Regions from separate parts of the Homo sapiens genome. Here region 1 is linked to region 2. Evidence: chromatin loops called from intact Hi-C (ENCODE). Cell type or tissue: PC-3. All regions are shown on one strand. Each heading gives the region's core, and the rest is flanking DNA. Links, peaks and the distances in the headings are about the cores only. Region 1 overlaps LOC105374191 (a long non-coding RNA gene). Region 2 overlaps LOC105374191 (a long non-coding RNA gene).

What was found. Hi-C counts contacts between places; a loop is a spot of excess contacts. Peaks named below come from ENCODE experiments on the same cell type or tissue, not always from the same donor. Only the 100,000 strongest peaks of a DNase experiment are listed, where the experiment ranks them.
Region 1: a loop joins it to region 2, with 6 times the contacts of the local background. A loop is called at or near these places in 2 of 110 quality-filtered maps.

What each region holds. Positions count from the first base shown.
Region 1 is chr3:164,528,368-164,539,103 of GRCh38, forward strand. All of the region lies in intron 1 of LOC105374191 (a long non-coding RNA gene), which reads left to right. Among named protein-coding and RNA genes, the nearest start is that of LINC01323, 150 kb to the right of the region's middle. In PC-3, for the core only: no CTCF peak of the experiment used is centred there; a DNase peak (open chromatin) is centred at 5,114.
Region 2 is chr3:164,474,253-164,484,988 of GRCh38, forward strand. All of the region lies in intron 1 of LOC105374191 (a long non-coding RNA gene), which reads left to right. Among named protein-coding and RNA genes, the nearest start is that of LINC01323, 210 kb to the right of the region's middle. In PC-3, for the core only: no CTCF peak of the experiment used is centred there; no DNase peak of the experiment used is centred there.

The sequences.
Region 1 (10,736 bases), core at 1,821-9,820, 54 kb after region 2:
TCATCTTTAGCAGAAACAACACAGAAGCGCTATTTTATTCTCATAGCAATCTATCTGATGGTATGTGATCTTGATTTATCTGATTACTATTGTTAAATTTAAAAATTTAAAATAATGTCTGCCAGGTTTCCTTTTGTAATATTACATTTTCCCCTCTGCAATTAATAAATAAATAATTTAAATGTGTGTGAGAGGTTGTAATTTGAGACTCTGTAAATATTCCATTCCCTTTCAAATTTCAGTGTATATGTTTATTTGCTCATATCATCATGAAGTCATGATTTTGCATTTCGTTCAGTAGATTATCATCTGTTCGTATCTGTATTAATTTCTGAGGGCTGCTGAACAAAGTACTTAAAACTAGGTGGTTTCAAACAAGAGAAATTTATTTTCTCATAATTTTGGAATTTAGAAGTCCAAAATCAAGCTGGAAGAAGAGCCATGATTATTCTAAAGGTAAAGGAAAATCTTTCTTGCTTTTTTTAAAAAAAAATTCAGTTTTTATTTTAGCTTCCGGGGTATTTGTGCAGGTTTGTTACAAGGGAATATTACATTATGCTGAGGTTTGGGCTTTTGTTGATCCTGTCACCCAAATAGTGAACAGAGTACCTTCAGAAAGTTTTTCATACCTTGCCACCCTCCCTTCTTCCCTCCTATTTGAGTCTCCAGTGTTTCTTTATCCTGTCTTATGTCCATGTGTACCCAAGGTTTAGCTCCCACTTACAAGTGAAAACATGTAGTATTTGGTTTTCTGTTTCTGCATTCACTTAGGGTGATGGCCTCCAGTTGCATCCATGTTGCTGCCAAGTAGATGATTTTATTCTTCCTTATAGCTGTGGAGTATTCCATGGTGTACATGAACCACATTTTCTTTATTCAGTCCACCATTGATGGGGACCTGGGTTGATTCCATGTCTTTACTCTTGTGATTAGCACAACAATGAACATATGACTGCATATGTCTTTTTGATAGAAGGATTTATTTTCTTTTGGGTATATACACAGCAATAAGATTCCTGGGTCAAATGGTAGTTCTATTTTTAGTTCTTTGAGAAATCTCCATTCTGTTTTCCATAAAGGTTATACTAATTTACATCCCACCAACAGTATATAAGCATTCCTTTTTCTCTGCAGCCTTGCCAGCATCTGTTATTTTTTTGACTTTTTAACAGTAGCCACTGTGACTAGTATGAGATGGTATCAAAATGTGGTTTTGATTTGCATCTCTGATGATTAGTGATGTTGAGCATTTTTTAATGTTTGTGGGCCACCTTCTCAGTTATTCCTTCCTTCTGGTTGCTCTTAACAACCCTTGGTCTTCCTTGGCTTGTAACTACACTATTCCAATCTCAAGTTTCATCATCATATGCTTTTCTTCATTGTGTTTATCTGTTTGTGTTAACTTCTCTCCTTATAAGAACTCCACTAATCGAATTTAAGGCGCACCTTAATCTTGTTGACCTCAACTCAACCTAACTAGCTATGTCAGCAAAGACCCTATTTCCAAGTAAGTTTACATTCTGAGGTTCCAGGAGGGCATACAGTTTGGAAGGGGGATGCTATTCAACCCACCACACTATAATAATTTATTATGGTGGTCAAATGTTCTAGATTTTGGCCAGTAGGGGCCTGTCAACCTGAATTTTGCACTCTACAACATGTTCCTATTACATTTTGAACACTTTCTTACTTTTTGGTATAAGATAAACCAGTGTGGTCTTTTGCTGCTCTTATTGTTCTGGTTCTGGAATCTATAATTTCTTCAAGTATATCTGGTTCCTGTTTGTAGACCTTGGTATTTAGAAACTGAGATCTGACACTGGACATATTCATTGCAATTGAGTTTTGGCTGCTTCTAGGTTCACTCAGTGGAATAAAAGTTATGAAATGTGTGTGCGTATGTGTGCATGTGTGTACACATGCAGACTCTCTCCTCACTTAGTCTGAGCTCAGATCCCTCACCACTACCTCCTTCAGGCTGCCATAAAGCAGGGACACTTTTCATCGTGTAGCTGGGCCATGTCACCATGTAGAAGCTCTCTTAACCATGCAGGGACTCTAACATGCTAGCCATGCTACCATCCCTTGTTCTTCAGGCATGCCTTTCTCACCCTCCTTGGACTCCAACACCTTTCCTTGGGTCACAATAGCTTTCTTTTCTCCCTTGGCACAGACAACTACTTTGCTCAGCCTCACATGATGGCTACTGGATTGAATTGTTTAAGAAAGGCAGAAGAGGAGGGAAAGAAAGGGAAATTCCCCTTTGCTTTTAATAATGTCACTGTTTTATATTTTATTTATGAAAATTTTAAGTGAACAAACTTAGCTTTGTAAATTCCCTTGATTTCATCTTTGTTTTCTATTTTCTTATTTCTTTTTAGTTTGTTTGCTTGTTTTTCAGTTAAATTCTGAGGTTGTAAAGTTAAATCATTAATTTTTAGCCTTTATTCTTATTAATATATGCATTTAGAAATAGATATTTCCCTCTAACTACCACTTCCTACAAATCACATAATTTGTATTGTAATTTGATATTTCTAAATGTTTTATTAATTGTATTAAGATGTATTTTTTTTACTATGGAGATTTTTTGTTGTGTCTGAAGTTTTATGGTGTTATTTTCTTCTTTTTCTTATTCACTTCTTGCTTCAATGTACTGTGTTCACAGAACCTGTTCTAAATGGTATTATTAGAAATTTGTTTTATTGAGTTTATGAATTTATACAAATAATTAATGAAAGGATAGATATGTTCTAACTGTTGGGGTCAGAGTTCTATATAAACCTATTAGATGAGGTAAATTAATTCTTTAAATTTACTGCATATTTCTTCTATGATTTAATTTTCAATAATTTAAAAAGATTTTGTTCACATTTCTCACATAATAAAGCCTTGTCAATGTTTTCTTCTAATTTTCTCAAATTTTACTTTATTTTATTGTTATTTACTACTTCTATCCCTACTAATGTTTTATATTTTAAAGTTTATTTTATTTGAATATACAGATTTCTTTTGGGTAATATTTATTATATATTCCATATCCCAGACTTTGATTTTAATTTATTTTGTATTTTCTATTTATATTTTATGAAAAACAAATAACTAAATTTCTTATAAGCAAATTTGGTAACATCTGTCTTTTTTTTTTTTTGGTGTTTTGCTATTGAAGTTGGATGGCTTTTCAAAAAGTAAACACACTTTTGTCACAATTATCAAGATATAGAAATATTACCTGTGTCTTCATCACCATTCCCTGCCTCCTACTGCCTCCCCAAGGATAGCCAATACTCTGGTTTTTAACATTATAGATTATTTTTGCCTTTGTTTCAACATTACATAAACAAATTCAAACAGTGCATACTTTGTTTCTGACATCTTTCCTTCAAGGTTATGTTTGCAAAATTCATACACGTAATTGTATGTACTTATTGATTCATGTTACTGATGAATGGTATTTCAGTGTATGAATACACCACAATGAATTTATCCACTTTATTTTTGATGGACATTTGGGTAGTGTTGACTTTAGTAATCTGGAAGAAAATAAAAATTAAAACAGTAACAATCAACTTTATCTGTTTTCAGGAAAATGCAAATTAAAACTAACGTTATATCATTACATATTCACCAGCATGAATAATGAATGAATGAATAAATAAATAGAAGAGAGACAGTAGTATGTACTACTACAAAGAGTATATACTGATACAACTGCTTTGGAAATTTGCTTAGCACTATACTATTTACTAGAGTTGAATGTAATCATATCCTATGACCCAGCAGTTGTACTCATATTTCACAGAAAGATATACTTATATTCCTCAAAACACATTTATAAGAACACATATTTTATGATTTGCATATGCTTTTACTATTTTATTATATCAGTTCTTTTTTTTTCTTTTTTTTTTGAGACAGATTATCCTGCTGTTGCCCAGAATGGAGCGCAGTGGCATGATCTTGGCTCACTGCAATCACCACCTCCCGAGTTCAATTAATTCTCCTGCATCAGGCTCCTGAGTAGCTGTGAGTACAGGCATGCATCACCATGCGAGGCTAATTTTTGTATTTTTAGTAGAAATGCGGTTTCACTGTGTTGGCCACGTAAGTTAAGTCTCAAATTCCTGACCTCAAGTGAGCCAGCCACCTCGGCCTCCCAAAGCGCTGAGATTACAGGCGTAAGCCACTGTACCCGGCCACCATGATTTCTTGTGTCTGAAACCAATTGCTGGGGTAAATTCTTTAGGTTTCATTATCTGTTGATATTTTTTACAGTCAGAGACCAATGTTTTTGTCTTCTGACTCCGTTGTTGCTTTCAAAAAGTCCACTATCATTCTAATTGTTGTTTTGCTGTACATAACTTCTTCTTTCTCTCTGGTTATTTTAAAATAGTTGCTTTGTCTTTGGTGTTCCACATTATTTATAAGTGGCTATATATTATTTTCATTATTTTTGGATAGAGTGTGCATACTTGATCTGCAGATTCACATATTAAACAAGTTCTTAAAAAACTATTATTTCTTAAACATTGCCTCTCCTTCATTCTCTCTTGAGGACTTATAGTCAAGGTATTCTTTTTAATGTTCTTTTAAATATTTTCCAATTCATTTATTTCATATGGTGTTCTTTAGTTGTTTCTTCCAGTTCATTACTTTCCTCTTCAAGACTGCTTATATAACACTTAATTCCTAGTAATACCTCATTATCACTTAGCAACTGTGTATTTTATATACTTAAACATTTTATGCATTTGTTATAAAACCTGTATCTGATAATTCCAAAATATGCAGTTTATAGTGAGGAGCTAGGACTGTTGGTTGTTTTGGCTGACTGGCATAAATAATAAATCAATTATTTCTAGGCATAATTATTACCAGCATAAATCTTATGTTTATTGACTTTATGATTTTCAACTTATTGCTTTATCACAATCTGTGGATAGCCTGTGGACCAAGTTGGAAAAGTTTTCCTCCAAAACAGATGTACTTTGGCTTTTGCTAGTAACAATTGCACCAATAATCTCAGATCACTTCAGTTCCTCTTAGGAGTATCAGCTCATTATCGGCGTTTGCATCTTTGTTTCCTCTGCGAATCACACAGGGCTGAGTGTCCTGTTAGTCAGGATATTGTCAATATTTGCAATTGAGGTAATGCTACTTCTCATTGACTGCAGTGATGTTTATAGTTTCCTGCCAATTATTTGCTTCCATCCCAAAATGTGTGTGAGTGTGAGTGTTTTTGTGTGAAAAGAAGTCAGTCTATGGAGAATTCTACTTTTAACACTAATAATGCCTCAAAATGTTTGGGCAAAATTTTCCCCCAAAATAAGCCACATTAATCTGTTTTTTTAAATGCATGAAAAATAAATTTGAATCAATTAAATATTTATTGTGTGTAGATTCAAAGTCAATAAGAGAACAGGTGATATGTGCTTATTACTAAATCTGTGAAGACTGTCCATGAAGAATGACACATTGGTAAATAGTGCTCTAGCTCATGCTAATTTCTCCCTCCTTGAGCACCTATTATATATAACATGTGTCCTATTTATTCTGATAATTAGTCAATTTTACCTGTACTCCTTTATTTATATTGACCATTTTTATTTTTGTGTTATATACAAGTGCATTTCAGGGATAGTGATTTAGATTACATTTAAATGTCCCAGGTCTTATTGTAATTCATTTCATAAATAGTATAAATAATTATTCAGTTGACTATAACATGAATATTTTTCTGACAAATATGTCTTTCTACTAGAGTTTGCAATTATAGACACCTGTAATCATCTGTTTCCCCTAGAACTTCCATACTAAAATGGATATTTGAGGTGGAATAGCAATTAAATTCATTTTGCATTTACTAATGAGACATGTTGCATTCCTTATGGCTAGCATGTTGATAACATAAATATTCCTTTGTTTTCTGAATGAATAATCTTTTACAGCCTAGAAACTGGATGCTGTCCTTGGCTTGACTGTATCATGCATTGCTGGCAAACAATAAGCACTATCTCATAAAAATCTCATCATTTTGATCTATGCCTTTTATCTCTATACTAATTGTATTACATAATATATTGATTTATCTTCTTCAGAATAACATGCAGACATTGGCTGGGGAATACTCTAATGTTTAGAACTAGCACTTCTATTTTCTGAAGTCTGTGATGTTTTGTTTTGTATCACATATTTCATGGTTTATAATATTCTAAATCCTGAAATTGTCCTAGACTATTTCATGTGAAATATTTTAAAATACATTTAAATTGTAAAGTATTCCATTTTCGTTCTGAAGAGACTAAATTTCTAATTTTTAAAAGGCAGTTTATCAGCTCACTTAAATCAAATCTAAAGAGAAACATTCATTTTATCTTCCAGATTTAAACACAAATTTTTAAACCCATTATTACTTATGCACAGTGTAAAAGTTTTTCTCATCTAAATATCCTGTTAATCAAATTTATTGTGCTAATAGACACAGACATGGTGGTTGGAATAATATGATTACTCAATATGTAGATATCTAAAGGGCCTATTTAAAATGTAAGATGTTTTTCATAGATGAGTTTTCATTGCACATATTTTAAAGCCTTTTTAGAATAAACTTTAAGCTAATAGAAAGTCGCCAACGTATCTCCAGATTTTGTATAATAAATTTTTGAAAATCTTTTAAATCATATTTCTTATGACAATAGTTTTCTGCAAATGATGTAGTTCATTTTCCTAATCTAAAAGAAAATTCAGGGAGCATTTTTCCATTTTTTTAAATTATCCTAGTTAGACATACGTAATGAAAAAATATTCTACTTAACTGTCACAGATGGGATCAGCATCTTTAAGGGCTGTGCAGTAGTTCAGAAAGAAATTGTAAAACAAAACATGATCCAAAGACCATGTGATTATTGTGCTTGTTAATTTATCAATATTAATGGAGAAAAAGTTTTGTGTGAACTACTTGCTTGAATTGTATCTTTTTCCATTTTCCATTACATACTTCTAGTAATTATTCTTCTGTAGCCTAATATGAAATTGATAGAATTAAAACAATAATTTAAAAAATCTAAGCATTTGTGCATCTGCTACTTCTGTCCCAGACATTTGGCAAATTGTTATGTTTCTCAGGACCTCTGTTACTCATAAGTAAAAGAGTACTCACTGCTTTTGCAAATGAAAAGAGAAAATTTGCTAATTATTTTTATAATGTCAATCAAATTAATAAATTTGTTAATATTAAATAATAACTATGAAGAATATTGTCTTTTACAGATTATAGCCAGTTTAAAAATATGTTTGTGGCAACAGTGCAAATGATACACAATAGTTAGGGAGAATATTCGTTTCATGAATATTTATATAAGTACTTAAAACTACGCAAATGCTAATGTTGAAATGGAATCCAGAAAGGTAAATGAGAAGAAGAAACAGTATGACTATGCTTAGTAAATTTATGTGTATGTATCAGTGGCATTGTATCTTTTGTGGCATAAAAGAAGTGGGGTTTCAATCATACAAATGAATGAGTAAATGTCAAACTAGAAAGGTAAAACCTTTATCTGAGTCAATTGCACAGTGTACGAATTGTTTGATTGTAAAGATAAGCCTCTAATTATTAAGAATGAGACATTTAAATTTTAATAATTCCCAAATTACTCTAGAAATTTTGCTTTTCTTGTATGACATATAACAGAACATTCTTGAGCAGATGAAGATGTCGTTTTAGTCTTCTAATAATTAAGTTAACACAAAATAAATAAAGCCATTTTTAGCCACAGCATTCAACAAAAGTCCTGGATCTGTTTGGTAAGTTTAAGATGATGATGGTGAAAACATTTAGAGCATTTTCCTACTGTCATACAACAAGCTATTTTGGAACTATCTAGGCATCTAAAGGACTTCCAAAGAGCTTTTAGAGTTTTAGAATTTCCTATTCTGTTTTCTATTCTATTCTATTCTATTCTATTCTATTCTATTCTATTCTATTCTATTCTATTCTATTATGTTCTATCCTATTCTATTATTTTATTGTATTCTATTCACAAACCACTTTATAAAATTTTCCATAATCTGGATTTGGCAATTTTTATTATATTATGTACTTGAGCCTTAGTTTGATGAACTGCTGCCAATTTCTGCCAGCTCACATATAGGATGACCCTTAGTGTATTTCATGCTGATTCTATTTCTTTTTTTATTATTAAACTTTAAGTTGTGGGATACATGTGCAGAACGTAAAGGCTCGTTACATGGGTATACACAGGCCATGGTGGTTTGCTGCACCCATCAACCTGTCATCTACATTAGGTATTTCTCCTAATGCTATCCCTCCCCTAGCCCTCCACCCACCAACAGGCCCCAGAGTGTGATGTTCCCCTCCCTGTGTCCAGGTGTTCTCATTGTTCAACTCCCACTTCTGAGTGAGAACATGCAGTGTTTGGTCTTCTGTTCTTGTGTTACTTTGCTGAGAATGATGGTTTCCAGCTTCAGCCATGTCCCTGCAAAGGACATGAATTCTATTTCTTTATTATGCTTTGTTACCAGCCCGGTGCTTTGGTGCCAGTCCTGAATTTATGTAAGTATTAGTAATATATATATATATATAAAATATATATATATATTTACATATACACACATACACACATATATAAGTTTAAAATATTTAGATATTTTATATCTATATTTTATAATATAGATATATTTTATATGTCTACTATAATAAGTATAAAATGTTTGTGTGTATACATATATATACATATATATATATATATATATATATATATATATATATATATATACACACACCATATATAGGAATATATCTACTCATAAGTGCAAGGGAAAAGAGCATTCTATAGTTATTGGTCAAGAGTTCACCCAATTAGAAAAAGGATTTTTATTATGTCAGTTTCATTAAGTTATACTGAAACATCTATATTAAACATTGATCTAATTTATTATTTTCAAAGGCAAATTTGCTCTTTCAAGGAAAACAACAAATGTAGCCACAATTATCTGAGATTTGTTATTAATGCATGATTTTATTCCTTATTCTTAAAATATTGGTTCATATTTGAAAGTGAATTACTGCTCAGTTTTCTCCCCTATTTAAAAATTAATTTTCATTGAATTATTTTATTTAACTATAAACTTTGTGTTGTGTCTTTAACTCATTTTTTTCCTCTGCAGAGGAGGAAAACTTAAAAGAATAAAAAGAACTTCCTTACTTCATGTGGCTTTTTAACATTTCTTCTCTAATAAGGATGATTCATATCAGTCATTTTTTTGATAAAAAGCATTGCATGGCTAGAGAACAGATGGCATAGCTATTAACCATGATTAAGGGCTTTATTCACAAAGCATTTGTGGATTATTTCTGCATTTTTTTGACTTTCTGGTATTGTGCCCTCAATTTGCATAGCAGTAGTTCTGATGTAGCAGAAAGTTCTGTTTGCCATTATCATTTGTTGAAACTCACATTAAAAAAATTTGAGTCTATGAACTGGGAAAAAAATAAAATAGAAACACCAACAATTTAATAAGAAAAACTAAAAACCTAGATACCTAAAAAATATGAAGCTCTGAACTTTACAAAAGCAACATATTACTACAGAGGAGATCACATTAATACTTAAAACTACTTTCCTTTATTCTTAATTGGTGAGGATTCAGATGACAGGTTTTCTTATTTGTGATATATATATGCATACAGGCACACACACACATACACACACACACACACACACACACACACACACACACACACGTTACCCTATCCACTAGAGCTAACTCTTTAGAAATTGTCTTATCTTACTCAAGGTATTACATATAATTTTAAACTCTCTAAACAGAAAGTTTCAAGGAGATGAAAGAGATGAGATGAGTACTGGGGAAGAGAGTAAGATACAAATGGAAGCTGAAAGTGTCAATATAAACCTCACCTGATTAAATGATCTGTGCCAAGACCACAACGTATTTTGTGGTTTTATGTATGTAATATTTTCATCTTCTTCTTAACATTGGTGTTACATATTCAACATCCAGAGTAATTAACTATAAATTAACTTTGTATGTTAACTAGGTTCCTCATAGCCTCTAGCAATGCTATCGAACACTAAATCTTTAATAAATACTTTAACTTATCTTGCATAATTACAAATATTCTTTTCTCAAAACAAGTGTTGCTTTATCTTTAGAGTACATATTAACACATTGCTTTCAAAACACAGACAAGATAGATACAAACAGAAAAATCTGGTATGAAAAGAGTCAACCTTCTGTCCTACCAACCCCCATTTCCATTCACTCCTTAAACTTTAATTATTGTAAAAGCCTCTATTCTAAGTTGGTGTGTGGCTTACTTTCATAACTCTAATTCATATACTAATAAATCAATTTTGCTTTATCAGTTAAGGCAAGATAACATTGATATCCTATTCTAAAAAATGACATTTTTGCTGCCTTATTTAACTCCCATTCAGCTCTCTTTCTTTCTTCCTTCAATTTTTATAATTATATTGCTATTTTAATATATTCAATTTTAAAATTTCATATTCCACATCTTCATCCATATCATGACTCATCATGAAACTTGAGGGTATGAGATATACTCTTTTTCCATCCTTTCTCTCCCCTTCTACATCACCATCTCTGTCAATGTTTTCTCATATTTTCATTTTCAGAGATAAAAATATTTGTATTGCATTTTATCATCTTAATAGAGCCTCAGTTGAGCCTAT
Region 2 (10,736 bases), core at 1,513-9,512:
TTGTGGTGTATAATATTTTATACATTGCTGGATGAAATCTGCTAATTTTTGAGAATTTTTGCATCTGTCTTCATAAGAAATATCGGTCTGCAGTTTTCTTGTAATGTCTTTGATTTTTGTATTAGGATGATCCTGGCTTCACAGAATAAGTAAACATACCCCTCTGTTTCTACTTTCTGAAAGAGACTGTAGAGACATGGTATGGTTTGTGTCTTAAATGCTTGGTAGTATGCACCAATGAATTCATCTGAGCCTGGTGCTTTCTGTTTTTAATATTATCAATTATTGATTCAATTTCCTTAACAGTTATAGGCCTATACACTTTGTTCAATTCTTTTTGTGTGTTTTGTCAGATTGTATCTTTTAAGGAATTGGTTTATCTAGGTTATCAAGTTTGTGGGCATAGAAATGTTCATAATATTCCTTTATTAATGTTTTACTGTCTGTAGAATCTGTAGTGATGTTTTCTATTTCACTTATAATATTAGTAATTGTATCCTCTCTGTTTTTTTTTTGTAAAACTTGCTGAAGGCTTAATGATTTTATCGATCTTTTCAAACAACCAGCTTTTGTTTTTATTGATGTTCTCAATTGATTTTCTGCTTTCAGTTTGAGTTTTCTCTAACTTTCATTATTTTTTTTTTCTTCTTACCTTAAATTTAATTTGCTCTTCTTTTTCCTGTTTCCTATATGGCATTTTAGATGAGTGACTTAGACCTTTCTTCTTTTCTAACATATATATTCAATACAAACACTTTTTTCTCTAAACATTGCTTTTAATGCATGTGAAAAATTCTAAGTTGCATTTTCATTTCTATTTAATGAAAATATTTTAAATTTATTTTGTGATTTCTTACCTGACCTATGTATTAGAGATGGTTTGTTTACTCTATACATAGCTGTGATTTTCTAGTAACTTTTTATTATTGATTTCTACTTCAATTGCATTGTAATCGGAGAGAAGACAATGTATAATTTCTAGTCTTTGAAAATTCTGAGCTATGTTATTTTCCTTCTCTAAAGAATCTATGTAAAATTTCTTGCAAGGTTGATCCACTTGCAATAAGCTTTCTCAATTTTTATTTTTCTATTTCTCTTTCAATTTTGAAGGATAATTTCACAGGGTAATGATTTTTAGCTTGCTTGGTTCTTTTATTCTCACTCTCTTTCTTTACACTAAATATTTTACTCTACTATCTTCTTGCTTGCATGGTTTCTAAGAAGAAGTTGAGTCCAGTTTTTATTTTTCTTCCTCTAGAGGCAATTTCTTTTCTGTTTTCTTTTAAGATATTTTTCTTTATTATTCATTTTTTTGTCATTTGAAAATGATACGCCTTGGTGCAGCATTTCATCTGCATAGTATTCTCTGAGCTTCCTGGATCTGTGGTATGGTTTATGATATTAATTCTCAGGCATTATTGCTTCAAATATTTATTCTGATTTTTTCCTCTTCTACTCTTTCTGGTAGTCTCATTTTCTCTTTATATGTATGTTACATCTTTTGTAGTTGTACCACTGTTCTAAGATGTTTCATTCTTTGTTCTTTTTGCTTCTCAATTTTGGAAGTTTCCATTGAGATATTTTCAGCATAGGCATTTTTTCCTGAGCTGTATCCAGTCTATTAATAAGCTCATCAAAGGTGTTCTTCATTTCTGTTACAGAGCTTTTAATCTCTTGCACTTATTATTGATTATTTCTTAGAATTTCTATCTCTCCGTTTACATTCCCCATCTATTTTTGCATGTTGTCTACTTTATCCATTAGAGTCCTTAGCATACTAATGACAGTTGTCTTAATTTCCCAGCCTGATAATTCCAGCACCTTTTCTCATGTTTGGTTCTGATGTTTATTGTGTCTCTTCAATCTGTTTTTTGCCATTTAGTATTCCTTGTAATTTTTTCTTAATAGTTGTACATGATGTAATTGGGAAAAAACCTTCTGTAACTAGGCCTTTATTATTTGCTGGAAAAGTAGCTCTGTCCAGGGAAGCCTTCTACAGAGTTGTAATTGTGTTTCAGTCTTTTAGTAGGCCTATGCCTATGCCTCTGGATGGTGAACATCACAGGATTTCTCAGCCCTCCAACATCACACTGCTCAAATTGTTCAGTATGGCTAAAGTGGACTAGAGTTGGATATTTCCCTCCCCTACACCTAGGTCAATTAGGCTATGAGAGAACTCTAGTAGGTTAAGCTCTGGTTAACTAGTTTCTCCTGAGGGAAGGCCTTATTAAGATCAGGGCACTCTGGTTTGTTTCAAAGTGGTTTCTGTTTTCCTCCCCTCCAGGATATTTTTCTCTGATATTTACTATGAGAACCCAGTCAAACTCCTAGAGGCAAAACTTACAAAAATGTGGGGACCCCTATGACTGGGTCCTCCTGGAGTTTTTAACTTTCACACTTGTCCACACTGAATCTCCAGGAATTAATCCAGTATAGTTCAGGTTTTTCTATCCCAGCACTCCTTCCCACTTCTTCGTGGGGAGGGATCTGCTCTGATATGTTGTAATTCTCTGCGGCCGCCTGTCTGTCCTATTTTAGGGGCAGCAGTTTGTCCTTTGACTCACCTCTTACAGATCTAAGAAGATTTTTTGATTATTCAGTTTGTACAGCATTGTACTTGTGGTTAGGATAGAAATGACAACTTCCAAGCTTTGTTTTCCAAGTTTCTTGGTTGTGGTTTATTTCTCTGCTTTTTTTCCCTTATAAACCTACTTTGTAGGCTTGTGGTTATTTTGAGTTCCACTTTTTTTCTCTCTTTGGACACAGAACTCCCCTACAGGCTTCTTCATACTCCCCCATACTTATTTAATTATTTGGTATTTATCATGTAAATGTATAACTGTTTGATGAAATGAAAAAAATGCCATCAGTGGAAGCAAAATTTATAATACTCAGATTTTGAAGGATAACAGATTATACTACATGGGAATTCTTGTTTATAGCAATGATGGCAGTGGCAGCCTGTCTGGAGCAACCACTGCCAAGACACTGGTGGCAGCAGGGGAGGTGTGGTCAAGGCTGTGCCCTCTATGGAGCCAGTGGGAGCTGAGAAGAGGCAGAAGCCCCATTGTCTTCCGAGTTGGCTGTGCAGGTGCCCCACCCTCCCAGGTGCAGCTGCAGGCACCTAGATTGACTTTGGAACAGGACATCCCTATTCACTTGGTGGCCCAGGAAGCCCCCTCCTGCCCCCACAGGATTAGAAGTGCCTGCTCCCACTGCCTGGTCTCTCCCTGCTCCTGGCATCCACTCCAATTCTGGAACAAAGTTGAAGCCAACCATGGGCTCTGTTGTGACCCATCCAGGTATGTGCGTGCCTGAGGTGACACCAACATACCAGCCCTCTGCCACCTTGGCCCCCTCTGGACTTTGGACACAACAAGCATAGGAGGGAGGCAAGAGGGGGTTGAGGGTGGCTTGGTGCAGGCTTCCAGGTGCCCTTCAGCACAAATAGCCTAGGTGCCATGAATGGCAGTTGATGGCATGAGGCAGAGAGGCTCCTGGGTGGAAAACAAGGGGTCTCTGGTGAAGCCCCACTTTCAAGTCAGGAACAGCCTAAAGAAGGGGGGCCAAGCTGCCAGAGTGAGAACTTAACGGTGTTTTTTCTGGGCCTGCCATGGACCAATCAGCACACAATTCCTCCCTTCTGAAGCCCATAAAAACCTTGAACTCAACCAGACTTGCAGAGACCACCTAATAACCTGCTTGCAGACTGGAGCTACCCACTCCATGTCTCTTCTCTGCTGAAGGCTGCAGAGAAGACAGGAAGACCTGCCTGCAGATAAGAGCTAACCACTTCAGGTTTCCTGAGAGCTGTACTGTCGCTCAATAAAACACCTCTTTGCCTTGCTCACCTTCCAGTTGTCCAGGTACCTCATTCTTCCTGGATGCAGGACAAGAACTTGTGTCCCATTGAATGACAGGAATGAAAGAGATGTAACGCAAACAGCACTGAAACACACCTTCCCCCCCACCCCCATCACACTGCAGGCTATGAGAAGCAGAGAAGAGCTGTGGCCCTTTGGGGATCCCAGACCTAGGGGCTCCCCAAGCTTGGGTTGTGACACCTTCTTTAGGGCTCTGCAGTTTCTGGCATCTCCAAGCTTCTGAGTGCTACTGTGTTTCCTGGTGGCCACAGTGGAAGCCACTTGCGGTATGCCTGGTCCTGCTGCAGCATCGCATGGAGCCATTGCCCGTGCCAGTGCCTGAAACTGCCCATCCCACTGCACACAGCATGTCTGGCTGTGCTCAGTGGCTGGACCACACACTCGTTTACACACCCTTCACTGTTCTGTGCCTGGCTTGCCCTTGGCAGTCACAGGATCTGGGCTGGTAGTGCAAGTGGAGTGCAGCCTGCAGGGCTGAGTGGGCTGAACAAGCACAGCAGGCCTGAGCAAAACTCAGGTAAAGGCACCACTGGCCAAAGAGGTTTCCAGCTGCTGCAGCGACAACCCAAGGATGCTGTGACAGTGACATACCGTATCTTCATTATCTAATTCTGCATAATAAACTTATCGCAGTTATAGTAGCTTAAAACAAAACACATTGATTATCTGTAGGTTTCTATGGCCCGGAAATCTGGGCACAGCTTAGCTGGAGCCTCTTGCTTCAGGGTATTGCCAATGGTGTTCACATAAGCATTCAGTTAATTCTTAGCCCCAGATATCCCACAACATTCATCTTGGATTCCTAAGACCACTTGACAAAACACAGAGGCAAATGGATGAGCCATGAAGTTAGGATTTGATCTGGCAAGTGAGCAGTGGTAAGATTCATTTATTAATTGTATCCTATTAATGGAGATGAATATTTCAATTTCTTTCAATTTCCAAATTAAGTTCATAATTTATTTTGAAAGTTTTTTTTTTAAATCAGAGATTTCATTAATTTGGAAAAGAATTATTTAGATTTGTCCACTCAAGCTATCATTTTACCAAAATTCTTCTGCATATGATGTTTGTAACTTTAAATAATGTATATGACGTTTTGTATGCACGTCTTTCCTCCCATACTAGATTCTACACCTCTTGCAAACTGAGTCCCAAAGTGTTCTGCACGTAACTGGTGCTCTTAAAAGTGGTGGAAAGAATGAAATAAATGTAATACAATGACTTCAGGCTATTGTATTAATGACTATTTGTAACTTTAATGTTTCAGTTTAAACATACATTGTGTTTAACAAACCATGTTTTACCTTCTTTAAACTGAGAAAATGCATTCACCTTTTTTTATTGCATAAACCTGGCACTTAATAGCACATTTCTGGCATTGTAAACAGTAGGATTAGTTTGTCATTTGAATGCCAATTTCAAGCTCCAAGTTTTCTTGTACTAAATGTGACAGCTTTGAATACACTTGTACGTCTGTGATTCACTCACACCATGGGGATGCAATTTGGCAAGTAGTAATTTCCACAGCAATAAACAAAATGAGATTCAGAAATGTAAAAGACACACACTGATAAAAATGGCATTAAAAACATCCATACTAGTTAGTTTTAGTTTTTTGTTTTAAACTATACTCCAGAAATTTGGTTTCACCCATACAATAAACTTCCTTTTCTTATCATTAAACTTGAGAAATATTTTGTCAAATATTTAACAGAAAAAAATATATAAATGTTTAGGTATGACTAGGGATAAATATACTCTTGGCATCATATCAACTTTTCCCCTTGTTTTAATTTGGCCTGTTTAATTAAGGTATAAATGATACTTTGCATAAATCACTCTATCTTATAGGTGTTTTAATTCTTGGTAAAAATACAATCACATGAACAATAAATATATTAAAAATCTAGAAGAGTCAAAAATGACAAAAATGCCGCTGTATGAGCAAATAATCTTGTGGTTACATTGTGGCTATATTTAAATTCAGTAAGAGGAGAGCTACAAACATTTGACTGTGTACTTTGGACAACTTAATTACATTCTTTCTGTTTACAATATTTAGTGACTGTGCTGATGTTTGTCAAGCTTGTAATGATACTGTATTTTGAACAACATTAAAAGAACTTGTCAGAAATATTTTGAACTGAATATTTATGAATAGGATTTGAAAATCTGTAAGTTTTAAAAAGCTAACTTGTCCATTATCTGTATGTTGATTCATTAATTAATACATGTTTATTGAACCCTTAGAATGCTTCTCATTTATAAAGTGTGTGGTAATTTTGGGAACACAAACATGTTAAGACAGAGGACTAATGGGAGAGAAGAGGCCGATAATGCTGGAGATAAGTTTGAGCTGGATTATGTTACACAGATGGCAATTGTTAGATGACATCCAGGAGGTAGCATCTCACAACTCTCAGAAACTTTGGTTTTGTGTCAGGCAGAACAAGATTAAATGACTCATCTGCCATCTATTAACCATTTTTGATATGTCAATTTACTTAATATCTCCAAGTCCTTACCTTTTCTTATACAAATGATAAGAATTTTTTCACATCTGACCACTCTAAAATTTAAACATAGTATATTTGAGGGTTTACTATACACTAGAAACAACATTGCATAATTTTATTGAACATGATGGGGTTAATTGTGGTAATAGAAATGGCTATAATTTTGTCAGCAATGATTTCCCAGAGGGTAACTGAGAGTAGTTTTTTGAGGGTGTTCCAGATTACCTCTTGTCTTAGTCTGAGTTCTCTGAGAATCAAATACTGAGACTGGATTTAATGTACCAATATTTTATTAAGAAAATCATGGTGGTCTGAATAATTATGCACCCCCCCACCACCAAATTCATATGTTGAAAACTAATTCCCAGTGTGTTGATATTAACAAGTTGGGACATGGCTAGAACATGAGGGCATAGCTCCCATTAATGAGATTAGTGTCCTTATAAATTAAGCCCAAGAGAGCTTGTTTGCCCCCTCCACCATGTAAGGATGCAGCTCAAAAGTGCTCTCTATGAGGTACATGCTCTCATCAGCCACTAAATCTGCCGGTGCCTTGATCTTAGGCTTCCCAGCCACCAGAACTATGGGAAATAAATGTTTGTAGTTTATAAGCCACCCTGTTTGTAGTATTTTTACTATAGCAACCTGAACAGACTTAGACAGAAATTGGCATGGAGAGTGGGGAAAAAGTGTGGGAAAAAAATGTGGAAGTGGCTTTCGAACAGGTCAATGGATGGAGATTGGAAAAGTTTTGAGACAGATGCTAGAAAAATACTATATTGCTGGAAATAGAATGTTAAGGGCAATTCTGGTGATGGCTCAGAAAAGGAGAGCTATAAGGAAAACTTATTTTCTTAGAGATTTTGTAGGTGGTCCTGACAGAATATTCATAGATATATAGGCAATAAAGGCCATCATGAGGAGGTCTTAGATAGAAATGAGTAACATGATATTGGATACTGTGGGAAGGGTGATACTTGTTATAAAGTGCCAAAGAACTTTACTGCATTACTTTTGTGGAGGGTAGAATTATGATTGATGAAATTGGATATTTGACTAAGAAATTTTATTTTTATTTTTAGAGACAGGGTCTCACTCTCACCCAGGCTGGAATGTAGTGGCACAATCATAATTCAAACTATAGGGTTCAAACTCCAGGGCTCAAGCAATCCTCCCACCCAAGCCTCCTGAGTAGCTAGGACTACAGGCATGCACCTGTATTTTTTTAGCCTCTTTTTAAAATAGAGATACAATCTTGATATGTTGCACAGGCTGGCCTTAAACTCCTGACCTCAAGCAATCTTTCTGCCTTGGCTTCCAAAAGAACTGGGATTATAGGCATGAGCCACTGTGCCTGGCTGACTGAGGAAATTTCTAATTTACATTTACTAATTACTAATGCATTTACAAGTAAGTAAATGTATAAAATTTCCCAAGTAAGTCTTCATGCCTGTAATCCCAGTGCTTTTGTATGTGTGTATTAGTCAGGGTTCTGAAGAGAAATAGAACCAATAGGAGATAGATAGATAGATAGATAGATAGATAGATAGATAGATAGATAGATAGATAGATAGGAGAGAGATATATAAGATAGATAGATAGATAGATAGATAGATAGATAGATAGATAGATAGATAGATAGATAGATAGATGACGGATGTGTTGACAGGGGATTTATTAGGAAATTGGCTTACATGATTATGAAGTCTGAAAAGTCCCACAACAGGCCGTCTACAAGCCAGTGAACCAGAGAAGCCAGTAGCATGGCTCATTCAAGGTTGGAAAGAGCCATGCTTCGATGCTTATAGCGAAATGCAGAGAGAAACAACGTAAAGACAAATTTTAATCAAAATGGAAGCATATCTCAAATATTTGGCAAATTATCAGCCTGGCCATATGGTTAATAAATGAGAAGAGATGTTTGGCAGAGAATATTAGGGTGTGGCAAAGTGACTGATAAGAAAATTAGTATGGATAAGTAGAAGTCAGGTGCTATTCATCAAAAAAATGGGAGATTGACTCCAAAGGCGTTTCAAAGGTTATTAGTGCTGCTTCTCACATCACAAACCATAGTGCCAGGAACTAGGGGACAAAATGATATCAAAAGAGGGTCCCTGGGCACCATGGGACCTTAGCACTTACTGACTAGTGCCACCTTAAGTATGTTTTCCCAGCATTCCAGCATAGAGCTTCTCAGCTATACAGGTGTGGCTTCAGCAGTCCTGCGTGCTGTGGACCACAGTGTTCACCCCTATAAAAACCCAGGTGGTAAATCTTGTTGGCATCCTCACAGTGCCATGTCTACAAATGCCCAGAATACCTGAGCTGGGAGCCCTTGATTTTGAATGGTTAGCCACCCAGAGCATTGGGTGATCCAGGCAAAGGGAAAGCTTTAGAGTTGGGCCACTGCAGAGAGCCCCCACTAGAACAGTGCCCAGTAAAGATATTGAGACAGGGCTATCTGGAACTTTGGGGTCCAATCTCTGTCCTAGAGTCCTGAAAGCATGATATCAAGTAAGGTTATTCTTGAGCCTGTAGATTTAATGCTTTCCCTGTTTGTTTTGGACTTACTTGGGAACTATTATACATTTACTTACTTGGGAACTGTTATACGTTACTTACTTTGGGAACTGTTCTACATTTATTTTTTATTCTATTTTCCCCTTCTGGAATAGAAAGTTTATTCTATGTCTTTCCAACTACTGTACTTTGGAAGCACATAACTTTTTTGGTTTTACAGGCTCAAATCTGAAGGGAAGTTTACCACAAGATGGCTTCTACCTTGAGCCTCACCCATATCTAATTTTAAATAAATCTCCGAACTTCAGACTTTTGAATTGGTGCTAGAATGAGTTAAGACTTTGAGGGCTGTTGAGATAAAATGAATGTGTTTTGCATGGAAGAAGGACATAAGTTTTTGGGGACCAGAGATAAAATGCTATGGTCTGAATATTTATGTCCTCTAAAAATATATTGAAAAGTAATCCCCAGTGTGATGGTAATAGAGGTCAGCCTTTGAGAGATGACTAGGTCATGAGGGCATACCCCTCCTAAACTGGATTAGTGTTTTTATAAAAGAGGCCCAAAGGAGCTTATTTGTCCCTTTTAATATGTGAGCACACAATGAAAAGTTGCTGTGTATGAAGAAAAGGTCTTTGCTAGACACCCATTTTGTTGTCATCTTGATCTTGGACTTCCCAGCCCCAGAATTGTGAGAAATAGGTAATTTTTTTTTGTTATAAGCCCCAATTCATGATACTTTTGTTATAGCAACCTGAAAAGTCTGTAATAGTATGTGTGTGTATTGGTCACAGTTCTTCAGAGAAATAGAACCAGTAGGAGATAGATAGATAGATAGATAGATAGATAGATAGATAGATAGATAGATAGATGACAGATGAGTTGACAGGGGATTTATTAGGAAACTGGCTCACTTGATCATGAAGCCTGAGAAGTTCCACAACAGGCCATCTGCAAGCTGATGAATGAGAGAAACCAGTAGCATGGCTCATTCAAGGTTAAAAGGCCTGAGAACCAAATAAATCAATGATGCAATTCTCAGTTTACAACTGAAGGCTCATGAACCCCAAAAGGCCACTGGTGCAAGTCCCACAGTCCAACAGCTGGAGAATTTGGAGTTCCAATTTCCAAAGCAGGAGGAGAAGGGCATCCCATTTTAGAAGAGAGAGAAATAATTCACCTTTCCTTTGCCTTTTTGTTACATCTGGACCTCCAGGTGATTAGATGGTGCCTACCTGCACTGAAGGCAGATCTTTCCTACCATGTTCACTGAATCACACATCATTCTTTTCCAAAAACATCCTCATAGACATACTCAGAAATAATGCTTCATCGACTATCTAGAAGTCACCCTATCTAGTCAAGTCCACACCTAAAATTAACCATCACAGTGGAGAAAATGGGAAGAGAATGGGTGAAGCCTGGGAGACTTATGAGACAGCATGCAAATCTGATCACAAGGAAGTGAGAAAGACAGCCTTAATATCTAGGGAATGTTCAGATGGTCTGCTGGCAGTCTCAGAGTCTAAGTCAGAGGAATTTTATGTTTTTCAGGAAAAGGTCTGACTTAACTATTTTTACCATGCCTGGTCATTGAGGAAGAACCTTTGTAAACCTGACTGTGATGAATTTCAGAGTACAGCAGGTGATGCCATTGGTCAGCTATATTCTCCATAGTTGAAAGTCTGCAAGACCTGTTTCCTATATGGCCTCTCACCCAGAAGCAGTGTGTTGGATGGATTCAAATAAGCTATTTAGGAGGAGAAAAAAACATATTTCTTACTAATGATTTCCACTTTTCAGGGACCTTAGT